Linked DNA regions of Homo sapiens: all the other regions are linked to region 1. Evidence: chromatin loops called from intact Hi-C (ENCODE). Cell type or tissue: IMR-90. All regions are shown on one strand. Each heading gives the region's core, and the rest is flanking DNA. Links, peaks and the distances in the headings are about the cores only.

Region 1 (7,950 bases), core at 1,228-6,227:
GCAGAGAAAGAAAAAAAAAAATAGAATATGGGGAAATAAGCAGATCTCTTTCCAAAAGCTGAGGTTTTCTAAGGAATATGGAAAATAAGAGGTTCCTAAAGGAAAATTTCTTGCCTGACCAAAAACATAATTATTTCTTTCATTAATTTAGGTGGATGTGTGTTTATGTTGACAATAGAGAATAAAGGGGGTGGTAAGCTCTATGCAAAGAGGGCTGTAAAGAACAGCTGTCAAGACATTTTCTTATGAGAATGAGAAGAGAACTACCTTTGCAACTTCAAAAATGGAGACATGGTATTTGTACTTTTTCTTTTGCTACTAGACAGTGAAGTTCTTGGGACCTAAGGGCAGGGTTTTATCTTGTTCCTCTCTTTCTCCACATCTTAGTCCATTTTGTGTTGTTATAACAAAATACCAGAATTGCCTAGAATACTGGGTAATTTATAAACAAGAGAAATATATTGGCTCACAGTTCTGGAGTTGGGGAGTCCAAGAGCATGACACTGACATCTGGTGAGGGTCCTCTTGCTGTATCATTGCATTATGGGAGGCAGAAGAGCAATAGAGTGCAAGAGAGCAAGAAGGGGCCAAACTTGCTTTTATAACAAGCCTACTCTCAAGATAACTAACCCACTCCCATGATAAGGACATTAATCTATTCATGACCAAATCACCTCTCATTAGGCACCACCTTCCGACACTGTTGCATTGGGGATTAAGTTTCCAACACATGAACTTTGGGGAACACATTTAAACCTTAGCACTGCAGTACATATTTCACTTATTCTACAAGCAACCATCCTGACCTGAGTTTGACTTGGGAAAGTTATTACAACAAAGTTCCTGTTCTTGATCCTTTGGGAGCTCTCTCATTATCCCTGTCTTAGAACTTGGTTTAGCTGGCTCCAGGGCTTTCATGATGGATGAGGTGTGGATTGGTTAGTTCCTCTTGCAATGGCCACTGCATTAGTTATCATAAAATTTCATGTAGAGCAGTGTTTCTCAAAGAGTGGTCCATGGTTGGGCATCAACAGCATCACCTGGGAATTTGATAGAAATGAAAAACTGTAGGTCCCTCTACAGATTTACTGAATCAGAAAATATGTTTTAACAAGCCCTCCAGGTGATTGTAATGTGTGCTAACGTTTGAGAATGCTGACGTAGAGCATTCTGTGCTACATTGGTAGTATCTCATGCTTCACTTGAGGGGCTTTAAAAATAAATAAAAATGGAAATTGTGGAAGAACTCCACCTGACAAAAGTTCAAATAGTAGAATTAGAGAAAAGATGTGCAAAAACAGATTTGGGAATAATAATCAGATCATTTGTTGAATGCCTGTCACGTATAAGACACTCTTCTAGCACCTTTTGCTTACATTCTCTCTATTCCTGACAACAAATGTAAAAGGTCGGTAGTTATATATCCATTTATATCCCTATTTTATAGCAGATGCAACTTATTCAAAAGAGGTTAAGTAATGCATTCACGGTCAACAGCTAATAAGAGGCAGCAGTGAAATGGAAGTTGAAGCAAAGTCTGTGCACTTATAGCAACTAGACAGGAATAAATATGAATTTTGAGCTGTTGGTAAGTGGGGTATTGTTATTATGTACTTTTTTATTATGAAAAATGTTTCATGGCTGACATGGCATTTCTACTCTGTTTTAAAAGATTTTGGCAACAGCCATGAGCCAGTTCAACAATGTATGTCAGATTTGTTTAAAGGATTTTCAAACTGTAGCACAAAGACCAAGCCTGTGCAGGTCTCACATGTTCTTGTGTTTGATAACATCTATTGTTTACAAAATGAGAGATGCTTTATCACAAGGGTTGTTCAATGGATTGGGCTTCTTACTGCTAATGTGACTTGGGTCTGTGAACTCAAAGATGAGAGTTGAGAGCAAGAGAGAGAGAAATTGTAAACTCTTATTCTCAGGGACTGGGTAGAAAAGGGAGAGGCTATCTAGACCACTGACTTTTAATCTTGTTTGATCAAAACCCACAGTTAGAAATACATTGTATAATACATTTCAGGACATACATATGTACATATTTATAAAACAATCAATAATGAACAGAATATTTGTAGTTAGTATGTATGACAAACACTGATGCTTGCTATTTTAGTCTATTTAACTTTTCATACTAGCCACCACCCACTGCAGAGATTTTGCATTCCACTAAGTAGCAACTTGCAATACTGAAAATATTAGAATATTGAAAAACATTATTTAGAGCACACATTTTGGGGCAATTGAGGTGTTTTGAGGGCCTGGAATAAGGAATTAGTATTCCTCTAGTGGGAAGAAGATAATCAAAGAGGCTCTCATCTTGAATTGTAGCACCCATTATTCCCACGTGTTGTGGGTGGGACCTGGTGGGAGATAATGGAATCATGGGGGTGGTTCTCCTACACTTCTCTTGTGGTAGTGAATAAGTCTCATGAGAGCTGTTGGTTTTATAAGGGGGAACGCCTTTTGCTAGGCTCTTATTTTCTCTCTTGTCTGCCACCATGTAAGATGTGGCTTTTGCCTTCCACCATGATGGTGAGGCTTCCCCAGCCATGTGGAACTGAGTCCATTAAACCTCCTTTTGTCTACACATTACCCAGTCTCGGGTATGTCTTTGTCAGCAGCATGAAGGCTGACTAATACACCAGGGGTGGCTCCACCCCTTTTGGGGCATTTGGAAATGGCTATGAGCATGATGTAGCTGTCGCAATGAGAGCGAGCACTGCTGGCGTTTGGTGGTTGGGGGATGGAATGCTGACTGTGGTGAGGAGCGTGGGCAATCTTGCATAGCAAAGTTTGTCCTGCCCAGCATGCCCATAGCTCTCCAGTGGAGGAATGCAATGTGGACCTTTTTGCCACCAAGCCAGTCTGGTCCCTCAGATCCCTAGCAGCCAAAGACTAGATCCCAGGGACTCTTTGGGCTAGGCTCCTGTGGTTCCAAATGACGAAATTAATACCCCAGTCCTAAATCAGTGATGGCAAGAAACCTATCAGGGAAGCAACATGGATGACCAAGGCAGAATTTCTCAACCTCGGCACTGTTGATATTTGGGGCCAGATAATTTTTTGTCCTTGAGAGCCACCTTGTACTTTGAAGTATATCTAGCAGCATCCCTGGCCTTAATGCTAGACGTCATAAGCACTGCTTTTCACCCCCCAGTTGTGACAACCAAAAGTATTGCCAGATATTGCCAAGTGTCCCCAGAAGGGCAAGTCCCCCTCATTAAGAATCACCAGTCTAAAGTAATGAAGAGAACGCCAGACAACTTTTATTAAGAATCACCAGTCTAAAGTAATGAAGAGAACACCAGACAACTTTTTAAATGAATTTCATGTAAGAACAGGCACTTCACAAGTAGCATGCCTGGAACAAGCCTGCCCCCTCCTGCAACTTTTCTGAGTCAGATGGAATCAATGCAACACGTCAGTGGTTTATGGTCTTTTATATTTCCCTAGGTTGCAAGTGGTTAGTCATTTTACAGCCTACCTACGTCATGGATCCAGGGCCTTATTCTGTTTGTTTACATGTGAAATATATAAATTGAAGTCTGTACAGATTCCTGGTAAAATCCAGTTAAGACAATGCATGACACATGGGGCCACTGCAGTTATTATCAAAACAACATACAAAAATAAGCATCATCCCTCTGTTAAGGTCCCTTAATTCTCACTGTGTTTCCTTTCTATTTCATCACATCAAACTAAATGCAGTGTTGCCTTCGAACATCTGCTTTCATAATATAAAGCTGTCTTTTCAACATAAATCTTACTTTCAACTTCCCTAGGAAACATGCTTTGGATTTAGGTGTCACGGGTGGTGACTGTCCTTGTAGAGGACTGTCGTGGTAAACAAAGGTGATATTTGTAGAATGGTAATTAATCACATGCAGCAGGTAATGCTTGAATCTTTTTAGAATCCTCTGACTGTGCATGTTCAGGGAATGATGGAGTGTTTGTATACTCAGTCAAAGTGAAAACATTTTGTTGTTTCCAGACAAAACAAGCCTCTCTTAAAATTTATTGAATTCCTATTTCTGATAAATGAAATGATCTATGCATTTGTTAGAATTTTGTCCTTTTAACGGTAACTACATTTAGAGCTGAAAAGAATAAAAATTTATTATTTAAAATTCATGTTATCGGACAATAAGAGGATCACAGGATTTGAGTAAAAAAACAAAAACCAAAAACAAACAAAAAACAACTACCTAATTCTTGGCCCCGAAACACTTTAATAAATAAAATGAGCTCCTTTCCTGTAAATAAAAATTGCTAAAATGTACAATGTAGACTAGGCAAATTCAAGACCAATAAGTACAGTTTTGGTCCTTCTGAATTTTATTACTTCTGCCATTGATTGAGTTAAGCAATCTTTGGCTGGAAAGAAAATAACATTCCTGGCATATGCCTAGGAAATATTAAATTATCCAGGCAAATGGGTTTGTTTTTTTGTGCAAGGAAGACTAATAGGAATTATTGCTATCTTCATGGAAATACAGGGATCATAGGTCGCTTGTACTGAAATGAAGGTGCTTCTATTTCATGCTCTTAACATTTACATATTTGATTTCAAATTAAGTGATATGTTGAAGATTAAACATCTTTGGATACAATGAGTGTGGAAAGACACATCTGATCTCATGTCAGTCTTTTCCTACTGAGTAGTGCTACCAATCCAATATACACACAACCATACTCTCCATGTTGAGCAGGCATGGACTTAATGTCCCCTCTGGTTGATGCTTAAGGGTGCTTAGGATCCCGCTTGAACAGCCCACCTCTGCTCAGAAAACTAGCTATCTGATGGCCAAGCACCCTGGATACAAGGCTTAAAGGAATTAATTCTCTATTTCATACCTGGCTGATCTGTTCATACATGCAGAAATCCATGAGTGTCCCATGCTATTTGAAATTCTAAATGAAGGAATTTTCACAATACGTATTTAGGCCAAACTGATTGTGGTCAACCCTCTGCTCTCTGAGAAATTCTTTAGAGAGAAAAACCATAGGATAAACAAATACTGGATTTAGCAATCAGAAAAATTATTCTTAAAACTTTTTTTCTAACTTCCCAACTGGGCAACTGTGGACAAGTTGCTCAAACTTTTTGATCCTCACTGTCCTTGAGTGTTAAGTAAGAGTTACCATTTTAACTACCCTATATCTCAATATTGTTGTCAGTATTTGAGACAGTAATATATCTCAAATTGCTTTGGAAGCTGAGTGCACTCAAAATATAAGATACTGTTGTCGTTTTTTCAGTAACTGAAATTGGATTATCAGAATGACTGGACTTGGAGAATTAGCCAGAAAAATTTTTCTTAAAATAATGGAATAATCCAACAAAATATAATACTGACACAAATCATGCTACTACTAATAATGATGCTTTTCACTTATTTAGTACAGGATAAAGATTGTTGTTCTCTCTGTTTATGATAACTTTAGCCAGTTTGTCTCTTGCCTTCATCTTGGATTCTGATTTTATGTTTCACTACTCATGATATCCTTATTTATAGGCAGTTCAGGCCAGGCAGGGTGACTCACGCCTCTAATTACAGCACTTCGGGAGACCAAGGTGGGAGCATCACTTGAGCCCAGGAGTTTGAGATCAGCCTTGGCAACATAGGGAGACCACCATCTCTATTAAAAATTTAAAAATTAGCTGGACACGGTGGTACATTCCCATAGTCCCAGCTACTCAGGAGGCTGAGATGGGAGGATTTCTTGAGCCTGGGAGGTGGAGGCTGCAGTGAGCCATGTTTGCGCCACTGCACTCCAGTCTGGGTGGGAGAATGAGACCTTGTCTCAAAAGAAAAGAAAAAAAAAGAAATTATAGGCAGAAATTATTTGAACTGGCTCTCCTTTTATTCCTGTGAAGAGATTTTCTAAATCCATTGTGCTAATATTAGGGGAGAGAGATGTATTATTTAAAAGCCAAAGGAATGATTAAAAAAAAATAGAAACAAAAGCTACAAAATTAATAAAAAGAAATCATAGGGATAAAACATCCTAACTCTCTCTGTTTGGGTTAGGTTCTATGACCTGTAATAGAAAATTAATAGTAACAGTTATATATAATAATGATAATAAACAGTGGTGTTAAAAGACAGAAGTTTATCTGTCCTATTAAAAAAAAGGGAAGTTGGGTAGGACAAGGCTTGGTTGGACACTGCACAGTCACCAAGGGAACTTTCTGTTCTACCATTATAGTGAATTGCTTTTAATTTCAAGTTCATCTCATGTTGTAAGGTAGCCTATGAATCCATGACACTGACCTCTACATTCCAGAGAATAGGAAAAGGATTGAGACAGAAATAAGGAAAGACATATGATTTCTCAGCATAAAGCAAATTTCATGGAAATCCCATTCAATATTTTCACTGCAATATCATTGCCCACAGCTTAATCACATGGCTTCAGTGAGCTCCAAGACTGGAAACATAGCCTTTTAACTGCTCATACTCATACTTTTTGAAAGAGAGATTATTTTACCAAGGAAGAAGGGAAGCTGACTATTGGATAGCAGCCAGCAAAAACTGCCATAGTTTTCCTCAAATAAACATGTAACCATCTACTAAACTGAGATAGAATGTTTGATGGGGACCTTCTATGCCCAGAATAATTGCCAATAAATCAATGGAAATAACTCTTTGGTTTGGACTCAGTGTTGTTCTATTTATCCAAAAAAAAAAAAAAAAAAAAGAGAGAGAGAAACAGACTGAGAGACATAAACTAGAGTACATTAAGCCAGTGGCCCCTCATCTTATTCAGGAAAAAAAAAAAGGCGAAGTCCTCACAGTGAATGGTCGACAAGGCCCTTCAGGACCTGGCCTATTACCTCCATGACATCATTTCCTACTGCTCATTCCACTTCAGATCCACCAGCCTTAAATGTGGCAAGCAGATATCTGCCTTAGGATCTGCGCACTGGCTCTTCCATTGGACCTGAATCACTTCCCCTGGTATTTGCATGGTTCATGTCTTCTCCTCCTTCAAGTCTTTGCTCGGATTCCCTCTTCTCATTGAAACCTGCCTGATCCAGAGAGACCAGACGTTTTGCCTTCTTTTATTCATAGTATTTAGAACCCTCAGCTCATCCCTGCCCCCCTCCAATGAACAGATAATTAATGACACTTTCCTCTTTTTCAGACAATACCCAATTGTGTTTGGAAAATGGTTTTGAAGAATCTCTTTTGGTCTTTCATGGGTTTTCTAATTTTCTCCTTCCATGAGATACATTTTCCGTCTGTTTAATTGGGAAGAGAGTTGAGGGACATTTTCAGAAGGTGTGGTCTTGAAGGAAAGGGACAAAGATGGCATACATATCATATTTTGACTGATACCTATTTCTGTGTATATAAAAATATGCTCACAGGTCAAGAACCAGGAAAAGGTCTTTAAATATGTAATATCTTTGCTTGTATTTGTCTCAAAAGTTTTCAGGCTGTTAGCACAGTCATTTCTTAGTTTACATTGTAAAACCTTGTTTTCAAATTTTATATTGCTTACAGCTTCCCACTATTGATACCCTCAGTGATATGTGTGTATGCCCGTGTGTGTGTGTGTGTGTGTGTGTGTGTGTGAATTCTACTTACTTTCCTCTTTTCCATTCCTGTCTGTGTCCCAAGTGTTTGCATATTAAATACATTTTCCTTTTTTTCCAGCCTCAATAGCTACTTTATTTTTTCTGAGTTCACTTCTCACCTTCTCCTTGAACTTTTATCTCTAGCAGCTCTATTCTTTCTCTTTTCTAATCTTTTCCCGCTACCTTTCTACTATTCTCTAATACTTATACTATGAGACATTATATGGACTGTATCAGAAGAGATGCTGTATAATTATCTCAGTAGAATATTATCTCCTTTGCTGACTCGTTTTTCCTCTGTTTACAGGGATAATAATGTCAACCACAACCAGCACCCAAATTGCAAAACC
Region 2 (7,950 bases), core at 1,174-6,173, 78 kb before region 1:
ACCCAGTGTCCCCATGGGCCAGACTATGCCAGCTCAGGAAATCTGATATCTCACAAGAGTGATCCAGTCCTTGCTCTGATGGATATACAGTCTCTTAGGAGAGAGGCATTGGATCCAGTGACACACGGCCAAGTGGCATGTGCATTGAAATAAATCTGCATGGGGCTGTGGGGCATTGAGCAGGGGCTTTGAGCCAGTGCCACTTGAGCCGAAAGTTGAATGGGGCTGAGTGTATAGTAGCTAAGTCTTGAGGTGGCTGAAGCACAGAGGACCAGGGTAGAGGGGTACCAACCCAGCAGGGTCCACTCTGTTCTGCTGCTTCTCTCTCTGGGTGGGCTGCTGCCTGCGGTGATGGCCAGGGCAGGGAATATCATCAAAAACCAGGCAGGCACACAGACTCTGCACTTCAGGCCAGCTCCTTGGGGGCATCAGGAGACCAAGCCTTTGCTTTTCCTGGTCCGTGGCTTGTACTTGCCTGGGAGCAGGTGAAACAGCAGAGACATATACAACCTTGCTTTTCCATTCACATACCTGCCTAGACTTAGTGGGGGAAGAACAGGATGACTAGAAGTTCTCAAACATGAAGGCTCGGTTTTCTGTAAACTCCAAACTGCCCCTCCCCTGCCTTTTTGCCCTTTCTAAATACAGATGAGGTTTCTATCCAGCTGGACCACCTCTGGGTGGGCAGTACTGCCCCTTCCCGATCCCATTCCGGCCTGCACATATAGCACTGCAGCATTGCCTACCCCAGGGGCACCCTTCACATTTCATGCTAATGAAGGTTGACTCCTGGAATCATGGCTACATTGCACATAGCACCTTCTTGAGTTGCGCAATGAACCATCCTTAGTGGCTGCCCTAATTGCCGATTTCCACTTTGACAAGGATTTATGGATGCCAGTGTGCAGAGAGGAGATTGGAGGGCGTGGGATTCGAGTGGAGATGTAAGGAGTCCAGTTACGGGGCCGCTGCACTCGTTGGAGAGGAGTCGATGGTGCTTGGGGCAGCAGAAGTGTCGGATGGTGGCAATAACCATGAGGGAAAGGAGATGCTTCGAGGTCCTTTCAGGATGTAAAACTGATGGACCTGGTCAGGGATTAGACATGGAAGGTGAAGGAGATGATGTCAAGGCAGAACCTTAAGTCAGGAGATGTTAGGAGCTAGTGAAGAGTTTTGTGGAAGGGATTTATCATGTTACTTAAAAAGGAAATAAGAGAATAAATAGGCTGAATGTACTTTCATCTTCATGTAAAACAAAATAAAAACTCTTCTTAGGAGGCTTGCATACCTGACTATACCTGTCTATCCTCATCACTGACACCCACTAATCAGATCTCTATCTAGGCTTAGGTCCCTGTTCTCTTTCTCACCCATCCTCCTGCATGACCTTAGCATCTGTGGAGATGATGCCTCTAATGCAATGACCATACATTGCCAATCCATTGCAGAAGCCCTCTCTTTCTGGTACATCCCAGAGCTTGGCTTTTCCCCTGGGAGACAGGAGAGTGTGGTGGTGAAGAGCTGGCCCCCTGGAGTAGACTGCCTGGGCTTGAGCAAGTGACTACATCTCTCTGCCTCAGTTTCCTTCCCACAACACTCAGAGGCAAGTGCTAAAGGAGATGAAATATATAAACCAGTGACACTGCAGCCCAAAGCTTTGGTCTGTACCATTTCAGGTAGCTGGAGATAAGTGTACAACAGCTGACGTTACCAGGAGGAAGAAAGAGACTGAATATAATGTACCACCAAAGTTAGAAAAAACAACTAGTATAAATTATTTGTGCTGTATTCTTTCCAGTAAAGTGAGGCCCAGTGCTAAATTAAGAAGGGAATACAGAAATAAAAAGAATGGTTGGCAGATTACTACCTGGCGAGGGAACATGTTTTACATCTTCTGCTCTGTGCTATTTTTTTTTTTTTCAAGTCAAGTCAATAGATTCAAAACATTTAAACATGACCTATTATCTAAAAACAACATGGCTGGGTGCAGTGGCTCACGCCTGTAATCCTAGCACTTTGGGAGGCTGAGGTGGGCAGATCACTTGAGTTCAGGAGTTCAAGACCAACCTGCCCAGTATGGTGAAACCCCATCTCTATTAAAAATACAAAAATTAGCTGGGCCTGGCGGCGGGCGCCTGTAGTCCCAGCTACTCCAGAGGCTGAGGCATGAGAATCGCTTGAACCTGGGAGGTGGATGTTGCAGTGAGCCGAAGTTGCACCACTGTACTCCAGCCTGGGAAACAGAGCGAGACTCTGTCTCAACAAAAACAAAAACAAACAAAAACCCATGATATGTAATAAAAGCTATAAGTTAACACCAAACTTACAAAAAGCATATAATAAATTCAGAACTAATTTAAACAGTTTCTGCCTGTCCTCCTTTCCTTCCCCTTTCCTCTGCCCCGCCCTTCGTCTTTACCCCACTTCATCTTTAGCTACTCTCTCTCTCTCTTCATCAGTAGCCCCCAGAAAACAGAACTTCGTAACATTGTATCATTTGCATTCTCTGATCTGGGGACTCTTTTCCCTTTCAAGGGGCAGTCTGCTGTATGTAAGGGCATTTTTTAAATTAAATAATCTTAAACTTTTATTTTAATTTTTTAAAATTAAAATAAACTCAGTTTTTTTTTTTTCATTTTGAGAATTCTTTAATAGTTTATGACACCACGCAAGTAACTGGAGTCATGCTGGTCTGTCTCCAAACAAGATTTAAGAAATCCTGTGTTAGAGCGTGGGTTATATCATTTAACTAACGCGGGCCTCCTTTTTGTCTGAATTGATTTCAAATTAAATGCAATACATGTATATTTGAGACTTGAGCTGGATACTGTTTCAACATTGGAGACACAAAAAACAAAACTTCTGAATAGAAGATGTGTAGTTTAGAATGGGAAATAGATTCAAATGCATAATTATACAATGTAAGAAGTGTTATAGGTCTATATAAAATACCAAGGTGGCCAATAACCATGCCTGTGGCATTCTGGGAAGACTTCATGGAGGAAGAAGTGTTGTTTAATCTGGTTCTTGAAACGTAAGTAGGAATTCAATAGTTGGAGAGAAAATGGCAGAGTCTCATAGTCAGTGGAAACTGCTGTTATAAAGAAGGGTCCTGAAGTACAAGATGCATGATAGAGTCAAGGAACATATGATGTGAGTGTGACTAGAGATCAGTAAGGAAGGCTGAGGCCAAGTTCAGACAAACAGGCCTAGTTCCTATGCCAAAGAGTTTGGACTTAGTCACTAGTAGTAATCTAAATCATCCATTCAGAGTAGTGACTTTCCTCCTCTATTATATAGAAATATGTATAATATATATATTTTACGTTTCATACGTATATATGCTTTTTGCCTCCTCTCCAATACTTAATGGCTCTGGTTTTTTTATTGGACTGAACTTTTGCATGTGAGCTTTCTAGTGTTGAGCAAATGCTCTTTCATTTATCATAATTTTCCAATTTTTTAAGAAAAATCTTTTCTGCTCAGTAACAAACACAATTCACAAAGAAAGAGAATGTCCACAGGGAATTTGCTTCCAATTGGTCACTTCATTTAAAGTTTTTGAACTGGGGCCGGGTGTAGTGGCTCACACCTGTAACCCCAGCACTTTGGGAGGCCGAGGCAGGAGGATCACTTCAACCCAGGAGTTTGAGACCAGGCTGGGCAACCCAGTGAGACCCCATCTCCACAAAAATAAATAAACAAGAAACAAATATAAAATTTTTGAACTGGGAAAGCAGATGAAGAAATGTAACAAAAAGCAAAAGCCCCATCAATTGGGAGTTATTCTAGCTATTTCACCCAGGAGGCTCACGTCATTACTGTCAGGGAAATGCACTGTCCCTCTGTGCTTGGCCTTGACCATATGGAGGAGAAAAGCTTGCTGGGGGACAAGAGAACAAACCCAAAGGCAATGCTTCCTAGAGCTGCCTGTAGCCCCAGGGCAGTGTCTCTCTCCAAGATTCAGCCTTCCTGCTGCAAAAATCTGCTCACGTGCAAAAGGCAGGGGTTTGGCAGATGCTTACAAAATGTTACAAGTGTTCCAAAGATAAAAGTATTACGTGAGAAGAAGGAAGGATTCTGGTGAACCCTGGCCTGTAGTTGTAATTCTCAAAGTTTTAGTCAGTGCGACAGCTGGCCTTTGTAAAAACTGCTAGAACCCAAACTTTCTTCCTTAAACATGTTTTAAATATTTGCTTCTCAACTGCTTGTCTTCAGGGACTTTATCATTAAGAATATTTGGAACCCAGAAAGCATCTGTGTCTTCAGTGAGATATAAAAATAGACCCAGTCTACTATGCTGTCCAGGGAATCTTATTTTATTAACAAGCAAGTGATATAGTAGTATCATTGCCAAGGGGAAATTTCTCTCTCCTGATTAAGTGTGCTTCCTGTTATTGGATAGGGAATGCAGAAATAGATTGCTTCCCTTTTTGCCTTGACTACCAGGAAACCTGTAGTTTTATTTAACATTAAATTGCTGTACACTAGCTATCTTCAGCCTAGGTTTTCTTAGGAAATTATATCACCCCCTTCTCTATTTGAACTTTGTATACTTGTTTTAATGGTTTTGTAGTATCTGTATTTCTTAGTATAAATTATCCAAATGACATTTACGTTTCCCCAAAAAATCACAATAGGAATTGGCTACCCATATGGCGTAGCCTGTTGTGTATGTATCTCCTGACCTGACCATAGCCCAGCCAGTTTATCTGGTCACCATTAAGTCTGAGAATTATGGTGGCCCAAGATACTTGAGAGGTGGGTAGAATGACAAGAAGAGAAGAAAAAGCATGGGGAGTAGAGGGGGAATGTCCCTCATTAACCCTTATTTTCTAAACTGATTTACTTGTGGCTTAAAAAACTGAGCACGAAATTCCTACATGAAGAGTTTCTTTTGGTTTCATTTTAATATGAGTATTTCAAAGATTCCTTTGCCTTCAACTTGTTAGAATGTCATGACAGTAACGATTGCAATCATTTAAGAAGTCTTTATTATGCTACAGGCAACCTCCAGATCTGCACAATGGTAGTTTCTGGGGAGATTAAATGTGCTACAGTATGCTAAATACTTAGCACAGTGGCTGACACATGAGATTAATAAATATGCCTATGATGATGGTAAAGAATAAATATGAATAGAGTGGCCACATATAGCAAATAAAAATACAGGACGCACAGTTCGATTTGAATTTCAGATAAACAGCAAACAATGTAAGTTTAGTGTAAGTATGGACCCTGCAATACTGGGGACATAACTTATACTAAAAACTATTATCCCATGCAACATTTGGGACATACTTATTCTAAAAATTATTATCCCATGCAATGGTTAAGATATAACTATACCAAAAAAATTGTTTCTCTGAAATTCATGTTTAACTGGGCATTTTGTGCTTTATCAAGCAACTCTAAATGTGAATACATGTAGAATGGTAGCTTCTGATAAGCACTGAGATACTTCCAGGAAACCAGCCCTGCTCCTCTGCAGAGAAGACTCACCCACTCATCATCTCCTGTGCTCATCCAGAAGTCTGGGCTCCATCAGTGTTTCTTGATTTGATTCAGATTTCCTGTCTCTATAGTCAATTTAATGTCAGCCACGGGCAGCTTCCCAGTGTTTGACATTCGCTAACTTTCAGAAGCTGCCGGAAACGTGTCAGCCTTACTCTGGTCTTTCCCAACCTTGGCTGAACAAAAGCATCGCCTGAGAATCTTAAAAATCCTGATACCCAGGTCACATTCCAGACCAGTTACATCAGAATCTCAGCAATGAGGCCAGGTATGGGTATTTTTAATGCTTTCCACGTTAGTTCCAGTGAATGCCTGGGATGAGAGCTGTAGCCTAGCCTTACAGGCCCTCTAAAGCCTTGGCTGAAGCAGTGATGCTGGCTCCTCCCAGGACCTGCTGGAATGTTCCTCCTTGTGTTCTGTTCTACTTTTCACCATCCCTACTAGCAGTATTTCCTCGTCTTCCAAAATAGCAGGGTCTGATTCCTGGTAATGGTGCTGAGACCAGGCGTGCTGGGTTCTCTGAGCAGAGTGTGTCGAGGCTATTGCCTTTTGCTATACAGGTTCTGTACATTGGGCCTCCAGGTTAATTGGGTTTCTAGAAGGATCCTAGGAAGATGACATGTCTTTTTCCTTTTTGTCACATGCTGACAGAGCTGGCCTCCCTTTCAACTGGGTTTGAGGTATTTCCTCAGAGGAGAGTGAGCTCTGAGTTGTAGAAGTGTCTGGGTGTGATTCAATCCAAGCAACAATCCTGAGGTACTGCAGGGCCGAACACCATCTTTCTGGGACTGGGTCCTCAGGACAAGCAAGGAGTTGATGGACCAAACCCTGGTTTCTAGTGCCACAATGGAGCCGAGAAGTCCTTTAGAACTTTGGGGGACAGCACCACTGACTTCTCTCCTCTTGCCGCCTCACCAGTTACAGGATAGTTTCCTTGTATTTTGGTCTTCATCAGGTACAAAGTTTAAAAACCTTGTATAGCTTAGCCCTTGATTTGTAAAGTCAAGTGCATAATCACAATATGCACAACCTAATGTTTTCACAAGGCAGGTTGATCACCCAGTTTGCTCTGTGTGTTCTCTCGATTGAAGTTCTAACCGACTTCTTAGTGGAAAGGAAATAATTCATTCTGCAGAGAGAATATTACATTTCGCATGCTTTAACCTGGGTGTTTAAAAATTCAAATTCTCCTATGACATTGCACTCCCTTTTTTGCATTTTAATTATTCTGGAGCTGTAAAGAGAGTTCAGGCACTAAGTAATAATCAGATGCTGAATGCCTAAACTCTACAGAGTGGTTGCTTTTAAAAACCTCAATCCCAGATAATAAATAGTGGGAGTTTATCAAGGCAAGTGGCATATACTTTTCCTGTGTTTTGATTCAGATGTGTAACAATTTCTACCTGCTGGTTTAAATTGGCCCAGAGAACACCTTTTGTGTTAAGCCCACTCACTGCTAGAAGGAACCAGCATCAATCTGACAATAGAATAATATTATCTCCCAACTAAACAAAGAAAGAAGCCAATAATCCAAAGCCCAAACTGTGCGGTCTCCTGCTATTTTTAGAACTTGAGGGGAAAAGAATCCTCTTTATTGTAAAAATGATCCAATTAAGTACGAAGTTAGCCACTGGGAAACACAGCGTTTTCTTTGCACACCATTTTGGAGACCAGCATTCCTTTTATTAAAGCAGAAAATGAAGCCCACAAAGCTGTCCGCTTTCCAAAGGCGGAACGGAGGGTTCCGGGTTCGCTTGGTTACCTGCATTGCAAATGTCAGCTGGCAGTTCTGGCAGGCTGCATCACCAGCTGCATGAAGTTGCAGAAGTAGCTTGACCTTATCATACTAAGATTACAGAAAACTTCCATCCTAACTCTGACTTAGCTCTCCCTGAATTTCCCCAAAGCCTTAAATTCAGTTTGCCTTTCCTTAGTTCTCCTGGATCTCCCAAATGAGAGCTCTGTAGATTTTCTGCAGGGAAATTATTCTAATTTAACAATAAAGTTGCTGTGCCTAAGTAGATTCATACTTTGAACAGGTTTAAGGAAAACAAAGCTGAGCATCTATAAATCTTTATGCAACTAGGAGCTGTTGATAAGTTTAGGAGTCAGGCTACCCATTCAAAAAGATATTATGTTACAGAATTTTAGACTCTAAATTTTGAGACTAGAGAGAAAGAGACTTTCTTTGAGCCCCAAATTAGAAAGCGTAACTTAAAATGGCAAATCATTTCCCCAAAGCCTATATGATCCATGCCAGAATTATCGATGCTGAGCTTGGACTAACTCCCTAGCCCCGCCAGGCCCCTCACTGCCTGGCCAGCTCTACTTGTTTCTCACTAGGGTGAGGCAAGTCAGCTGCTTGCCTGGGGAGCAAAACTTAAGGGGATGCCAAATACGCTGTAATCAAGATAAATAATATTGGAAGGCAGTCCT
Region 3 (7,950 bases), core at 1,329-6,328, 660 kb before region 1:
GAGCCTGCCCTTCATTGCTGCTCAAATGTCAGACATTCGCTTAATGCTTGAGGAGCTGGATTTGTGCTTTTGAGCTTCTGTGGAAATGGGTTGCCAGGCTGAAACAGGCCTCCAGGCAGGCAGAGAAAGAGCAAGGACACTCTGAGAGTCAGGAACATCAGGTTCATGTGCTCTTTCATTCATCAAAAAGGATCCCAGAGAAGCCAGAAACAAGGGCCTCATATTGTATGATTCCACTTACATGAAATGTTCAGAATAGGCAAATCCATGGGGCTAGAAAGTAGATTAGTGGTTGTCAGAGGATAGGGAGAGGAGGGAATTGAGACTAACTGCTAATAGATATGAGCTTTTTTTGGGGGGTGATGGATATTTTTGGAATCAGTAGTGATCATTATACCACTCTGAATATACTAAAAACCACCGAATTGTCAGCATTTAAAGGGTAAATTTTATGGTATGTGAATGATATGGTTTGGATTTGTGTCCTTGCCTAATCTCATGTTGAACTGTAATCCCCAATGTTGGAGGCGGGGCCTGATGGGAGGTAATTGGATCATGGGGGTCATCCTTCATGAATGGTTTAGAACCACTCTCCTGGTGCTGATCTTGTGATAGTGAGTGAGTTATCGTAAGATCTGGTTGTTTAAAAGTGTGTAGCACCTCCCACCTCTCTCTCTTGCTCCTGCTCCTACCATGTAAGAAGCCTGCTCCCCCTTTGCCTTCTGCCATGATTGAAAGCTTCCTGAGGCCTCTCCAGAAACAGAAGGTGTTATGCTTCCTGTACAGACTACAGAACCATGAGCCAAATAAACTTCTTTTCTTTATAAATTACAGTTTCAGGTATTTCTTTATAGCAATGTGAGAATAGATTAAAACAGGGAATTATATCTCACTTTTTAGAAAGGGGTCTCTAAAAATTGGCTGTGCCTAAAACTCAAGGAAAATACACTATGAAAACCCATTTTTGAGAGCTGAAAGGCTACTTATTCCAATACTCCAGTGAGGCTTCTTTCAAGCATCACTGCTTAAAACAGGCCAAGGTTCCTCTTGTCATTCCTCTGAGTTCATACCTCCTCTGAAGGTCAGAAAACCTGTGCCTTTATACAGCTTCCTTTGTAAGCAAATATGGGGTTGACAGATCTTCAAACTTTTTGGCTTTCTGATTCTCCTGCTTAGCAAGATAGGGCATAAGGAATAAGTATATACTGATACTGTGATATAAGCAAAAAAGGTTAATTCACAGAGGTTAGTGACAGCAAGAATAAAATGAATTGTTAAGACTAAAGCAAACCAGAGCCAGTTAATCTTTACAAGTCTTCCATGTTTTGGAATTTCTTTGCAACATCAATCTTCATCCTTCCAGAGGATCATGAAAATCATAGGTAGTAAAGTGCTTGACTATGTTTTTCTATTGATTTGTACTTTTCCCACTTAGATTTACAACTCTCAGTGGGATGATTTAATAAGCCATTTTGGAGATATGGCTTGGCACAAGGTAAATTACACCAGCCTGCAGGCTCTATTTACTGCTCAATCTTCACTATTGTAAAGGTGACTTTTGAGACAATTTCAGGTCACCAGCCTCTATTAGTCGTCCATTAGTATCCAGAAAATAATTTTGGGTGAGATGATTTGTGAGCTGCATAGAAACACACCTATTAGTGTCAGAGGATAAAGGCTGTTTAAACGTGCTTGGGCAGTATACAAAACAAAGTCTGAAAACCGAAAACACTCTATTGGAGGGAAAACCTAGTAAGATTTTCTTCTGATATATGATATTTCATCTTGTCTTTTATATTCTGTAGCATGTGAAATATAACCAATCAGGGACTCTTAGTTAATTTGGTGGTCCACAAGAAGCCATGGTGTGATAGATGGATTTAAAAATGTTTCTAAATCTTTACACACCTAACACCACCACCACCACTACTCCCTTTCCTAACCTGTGAAATGTGAGTTTGAAGTTCCTCTAATAAAGAAGTGGGGTCTATTTTCTTTGCTCTTGAAAAGGGCAAAGAAAAGTCTGGTCTTATAACTTGCTTTAGCCAAGGCAATATGGCAGAAGTCACTCCCTTCCATTCTTTCCCTTGGAAACTTGCTGAGATGTGAACAAATCCCAGTTAACCTGCAGACGATAAGAGCCACATGGCCTGTTATTCTTATTACCACTGCCAACAATCAGCCGACTGGCCAACATGTGAAAAAAAAAAATCTTAGACTGGCCAACCCCCAGCCTACCTGCCAGCTCTCAACAGATGCATATACAAGCCAGCCAAGATTAGCTAAGTCTAGCCCAAGTTAGCAGACCCATCCAGGTGACCCATGTACTGTTGATCAATAATAAATGCTTATTGTTTTAAGCCACTGAATTTTGGGATGCTTTGCTATACAGCAATAGCTAATGTCACAACGTGCCTTTTGTGGTGCAAATGTTTTACTCCCTCTCTGTGGAACAGTTTAAACTTCGTTGCCTTGGCTGAAATCACTGAAACCCTGGCATGTTCAGAAGCCATCAGATGCTCAAGGGAACATATACCTACCCTTGCTACTGCTCAAATAACAAGGAAGAAAGTAGATGGAGACAGCAACACATCTTTGGGATCCTGTAGCTAGCATGAAGTCTGGTGGGGGCAGGTGGGGGGCAGTTGGTAAGAAATTTAGAATTTGCAGAAAACTAGAAAGGAGAATATAAAATACATTTTCACTATAAAGTTAAAAAAACTGTTATTATTTTGTAATATTTGTTTCAACCACTATTTGTAAGACAAAAAAAAAATTATATTTGGCTAAAGTTCCCTTTAACCATTACCTGGGTCTCAAGCCCCTGCCTTTCTTCCACAGGCAAAAATAGCCTGAGTGTGGTATAGTGTGGACTCACATTGTACAATGAAACTTTTTGCTCTTTTACTCATCATAGTTTTGACATACATATATATATGACATACATCCATATGTATATATACATACATGTATAACATATGCATAAATATGTAAATATGTGTTTTACTTATATACATGTTTAGCTTAATACTTTCAACTGCTGTATGACAGTCTATCACATGGATGTAATAGCCTGTATTAATTCCTTTACCATTGTTGAATATTCAGATTGCTTCCAAATTCCCCTTTTACTCATACATAGTGCTGAAATAAATAGCACTTGTATATAATTCCTTGTATTCAAATGCCAGTCTTTCTCTAGGTCACACACCCAGAATTCTGGATGGTGGGACACATACTTTTTTGCATTTTCTAGAGTCTAAATTTATCCCACCAGACAGGAACCTGGCTTTATAAGATTTCCTTGATGGTAAGTTTCAGAGTCGTTGTCTTATGGGACAAATTTATAACACAAGAAGCTAAAATAAAAGAAAAGCTAGATGGAAACTTGAAATCTCTTTGAAATGTTCTCCAAATGGACAAACATATCACATTAGATCATTTCTGAGAAGTCTCAGATTCATTATTCAATAAGGCAAACCAGTTCTTTTGTTTTGTTTTGATTTTCTCAATGGAGAAGTCAAGTTTAAAATCTTGTATTTTACCGTGCCAAGACATGGTATGGTAAACATACCATGGTATGATCATGGTCAAGTTCAAACAACTTTCCCTCTGTAAACAGAACATTACTCTTGTTGCTTAAGTAGTAAGTAGCTAAGTGCTCTTAGATTTTTACACAACCCCGTCAAAAGTGAATTAGCACACAAGAAGCCTGCCGTCATAATAAATGTTCTTCTCAACAAATTGTGTGTACCCTTTGTCTTCTGGGCTCAGTGCAAACCAGCTGATCATAACAGGATGGTGTCAACATCACCCTATTCTTTCGGTTTGTAACCATATCTGAGAGCTGCCTGAGGTTTTCTTGGTTTATGTCAGTTTACATTATAGATATTTTATAATGGAGACGCTCTTAGTTTTAAATTCTTACAACTGGTGATAAGAATTGCTGTTTTGTAGAAGTAATACTATATCATGCACTTTGTATAGAAAAATGAGGAGAAATAAAACTATGGGAAAGCGACATCTTTGTCCTCAAAACTCCCAAGCCAGCCCGATGACAAAATGTTGATTAGTCCAAGTAATAAAATAATTATATTAATGAAGTGAAATCCTGCTGGCTTCCAGAAATCACTCTGAAAGGAACCTCTAACGCTAGTTTTTTAGTTCTTTCCTTTAAGATTTGGGCAATCAAGACTCTGGTTTTTGAAATATCCTGCATGTTTTGTACACGTGAGGGGAATTTTATAAAGAGATTTCAGGTGCTGTCAGTTTTTCGGCGATTATCGGGCAGCTCCAAATTCATCGCTTTCTGCTGTGCTGAAAACTCCTTTGCTCTCTTGCTTCCTGTTGTGTTTTGCCAGCAGGGGGCACTGGAGAGGGACAACTGGACGGGAGAGAGGGGTTCATCTCGATTGGCTTGCTGCTTCGTCAGGATGCAGGGGCGCTTCACTCTGGCTGCAGCGGCTGGTGGCAGCCTCCAACTTCTTTCCGCACTTCCAGAAGCATCCTCCTGGGGCCGGTCGGTCACACCGGCAACAGCTGGGAGGCGCCCCTTCCTCAGCGGCCTGAGCTTAGCCTAGCGTCTCCTCCTCTAAACCCCTGCTCCCAGCAGCAGCCGGGTAGCCCTCCCTCCTCCGCAGGTATCAACATCTATAAACATTTTTAAAGTCCTTGATACATTTGCCAAATTGCTTTCCAGACGAATTATCGTGATTTACACTCTCACTGGTTATGTGCGAAAATGCTTCCAGAAACCCCCTCCCATACGATTGTTGCTAATTAACTAATCATTGTCTTTGGTTGATTTTTATATTTAACTCTTGAATTCAGTGGTTCTCAAATGCTAGCTCCAAGACATGCTGCATCAGAATTATGGGGGAATATAGAGTCCCAGAGCTTACCTCTGGAGATTCTGATTCTGTTGAAGCTTTCTGAAATTAATTGCATAACTTTTCATGTTTTTATATTCAAACTTCTGAGTTTTTGACTTGGAATTATCCAGGCCCTGAAAGTTTGAACCAAATCTACTTCAAAATCATCAGGGCCCACAGTTCTGGCATTTGAATACAAGTTTCATGGCTTGCCCAGTTTCCTCATCTGAAAACTCCATGAACTCTCTTATGGGATTTTTCAGATTGTTTACTACTTGCTGACTTTTTTTTTTTTTTTTTAAATAAAAAAGGGACTTAAAGGAGAATGTCGAACCTGAACCTCAATTGGGGTAACTGCACCGGATCGCTATAGCAAAGGGAAGACCTTGTTTCTGTATTTGTGCTCCCTCTCACCCCTGGCTAGAGCCTCTTACTCTAATTAATACTTTCACCAAAACCTAGAGCCTTGGTTCCTATGTTCAAAAGCTTTTAGAATGGCATATTCTATAGTTTTCCTTATGTCAAGGAGTGGGCCTGAGATATTTCCTGAAAAGAGAGTCTTTGTGAGTACTGATAGACCATGATGGAAGTTGTGAGTACTGATAGACCATGATGGAAGTTTTACTTTGCCTCTGTTTGCCCTCTAAGGTTTATGACACTTTGGTTTTTTAATATAAAATATAAAATGTGGAAGCGGGATGCCTATGGATTCTGAGTATCCAGAATCAGTGTTTGTTTAGTGGTATCTAATTAGGAATGCTATCCATGAGGATGTCAGTGGCCCAGGAGAAAAAGATACAGTAGCTCCAGCTCTTTATTACCTTGGTGAAGGTTGTCACAGTGATGTGGGGAGGCCAAATTTTAGAACGTGAAGGAAAAGTGACCCCAGCCTCTATCACTTAGCAAATTACGACCTGTGGGCCAAATCAGGCCTCCTGCCTGCTTTTCTAAAGTTTTATGGAAACACAGCCACACCCTTTCATTTAAATAGTGTCTGTAACTGCTTTCAAGTTATAATGGCAGAAGTTGAGTGGTTGCTACAGAGACTGCATGGCCTACAAAGCTAAAAATATTCATTATTTGATCCTTTACAGATAATGTTTGCTAAGCCTGATCTAGATTTTCAAATATATTACAGCTGTGCCTGCTTAGTTATTTCTTGCAGTTTCAAAGGATTTTTTTCAGCAGCTGCTATTTTAACATTCATAATTCATTTAATGGACATTTTCCTCATCCCTTTCTATTGATTATATTTGGCAAAGCTATTCTCTTTATATATATATGTATTTTTTTTTTCAAGAAACTTGCACTCTTGGGCTTGTAAATAATGCTATGGTTTTCTATTTTCTAATATATTTGTTTTGATGCTTTAATTATTTCCTTCATCCTACTTATAGACTTAAAAAATCCTTGTCTAAATATATTAAGGTAATTATTATTATTTTTGACCCAACTAACTCCCATTTCTTTTAAAATTATAGGAAACTAATATTTTCCAAATATAAAAACAAACTAAAAACAAAAAGACACAGACACATCAAAGCACAGATAAAAGGGGGAAAAAATCATCCAACATCATGATGCCATAGCTCGTCACCATAACTATTTTGGAGTTTTTCCTTCTAGTCTCTTTTTTAAAAAAAAATTAAGTTTTTTAATAGTAAAGAAACACAATAACATAAAATTAACCATTGCAATCATTTTTTAAGTGTACAGTTCAGTAGTGTTAAGTACATTCACATTGTCGTGCAACAGATCTCTAGAACTTTTTCATCTACCAAAATTGAAACTCTGAACCTATTAAACAAGTCCTCACTTCCCTTTTCCCCCAGCCTCTGGCAACCACCATTGTATTTTCATCTCTATTAATTTGATGACTCCAGGTACCTCATATAAGGGGAATCATACAGTATTTTTCTTTCTGTGACTGCCTTATTTCACTTAGCATAATGTCCTGAAGGTTTATGTTGTTGTAGCATGTGTCAGAATTTCTTTTTATTAAAGCTGAATAATAATCCATTGTATGGATAGACCACATTTTGTTTCTGTTGGTAGACACTAGGGTTGCATCCACCTCTTGGCTATTGTGAATTATGCTGCTGTGAACATGGGTGTGCAAATATCTCTTTGAGATCTTGCTTTCAATTCTTTTGGATATAGAAGTAAAAGTGGGATTGCTGGATAATATGGCAATTCTGTTTTCATTTTTTGAGAAACATCCATGCCGTTTCTGGTAGGCACTGTACCATTTTGTCTCCTTTATGAGGCACAAGTGTTTCAGTGGTTAGTTCAACTCATCATTTTCTTTAAATAAAATTTAAATAAATGTTGCCTAACTGAACCCCCTTTTCTATGCCCCATGGAAAATGCAATCCCCTGCTCGAAATGTCTGTCTTGAAGACTTTTATTGTCATGTTTGCATCAATTTCTTCTCTTATTGTTTTCCTCTATTTTCTCTTTTTTCTGGGAGTATTTCTCAATTTTTATTCTTATATTACTAGTCAATTGTAAATCACCTGCCACCAGCTAACTTAAATTTAACAATGTTTTTTATTTCCTTGAAGTCTCTTTCTCCTGACCTGCTTGCTTTTTAGTAAGACAAATAGATTGAGAAAAGAAATGCTTTCTTAAAAAATGAGATTCTGAAAACCCTGACCACTTAGCTCGTGGATTAAAAAAAATCTTTTTCTCAGCATTTAGATGAGATTTTGTATCTTATTGCTGTTGCCAGATAACTTTGCTTTTTCTTTGAGTCTCCATGTCTTACATGCAGTTTATGAGAGACATTTTTCATCCAATCTGCTCACACTGCCATCTGAACAGAATGATGTTTCTTGCTTTTAAGATATAAAAGAAGACGATAGAGTTGTCTTGTTTTAGAACTATTTTAAAATATCCTAAAGAAAGTTTGAAATACTAAATGGAACATCAAAACTTTGAGTTCATTTATTGCTGCATAATGACAGTTTGGTGGTTTAAAATGATGATTTATTCTCCCCACCCTGTTGGTTGCCTAGGCTGAGCTAGGCAGTTCTTCTCCTCCACACTGTTGGTTGTGGCCACTCCTGGGGTTGCATTC

Evidence for each region. Peaks named below come from ENCODE experiments on the same cell type or tissue, not always from the same donor. Only the 100,000 strongest peaks of a DNase experiment are listed, where the experiment ranks them.
Region 2: it touches region 1 in a loop (2.4-fold over the local background); 2 of 110 quality-filtered maps call a loop at or near these places.
Region 3: it touches region 1 in a loop (7-fold over the local background); 2 of 110 quality-filtered maps call a loop at or near these places.

The regions. Positions count from the first base shown.
Region 1 is chrX:12,444,167-12,452,116 of GRCh38, forward strand. The region is part of intron 1 of FRMPD4 (FERM and PDZ domain containing 4); the gene reads left to right. Among named protein-coding and RNA genes, the nearest start is that of FRMPD4-AS1, 73 kb to the left of the region's middle. In IMR-90, for the core only: a CTCF peak has its summit at 3,392; a DNase peak (open chromatin) is centred at 3,455; H3K27ac peaks cover 970 bases.
Region 2 is chrX:12,366,619-12,374,568 of GRCh38, forward strand. The region is part of intron 1 of FRMPD4 (FERM and PDZ domain containing 4); the gene reads left to right. It overlaps FRMPD4-AS1 (FRMPD4 antisense RNA 1), which reads right to left. Exons shown (of 2, transcript NR_046743.1): 2 at 4,974-6,643. Among named protein-coding and RNA genes, the nearest start is that of FRMPD4-AS1, 4.8 kb to the right of the region's middle. In IMR-90, for the core only: no CTCF peak of the experiment used is centred there; DNase peaks (open chromatin) are centred at 4,073 and 5,713; H3K27ac peaks cover 1,454 bases.
Region 3 is chrX:11,783,323-11,791,272 of GRCh38, forward strand. No RefSeq gene overlaps it. Among named protein-coding and RNA genes, the nearest start is that of MSL3, 29 kb to the left of the region's middle. In IMR-90, for the core only: a CTCF peak has its summit at 4,373 (motif pointing right); no DNase peak of the experiment used is centred there.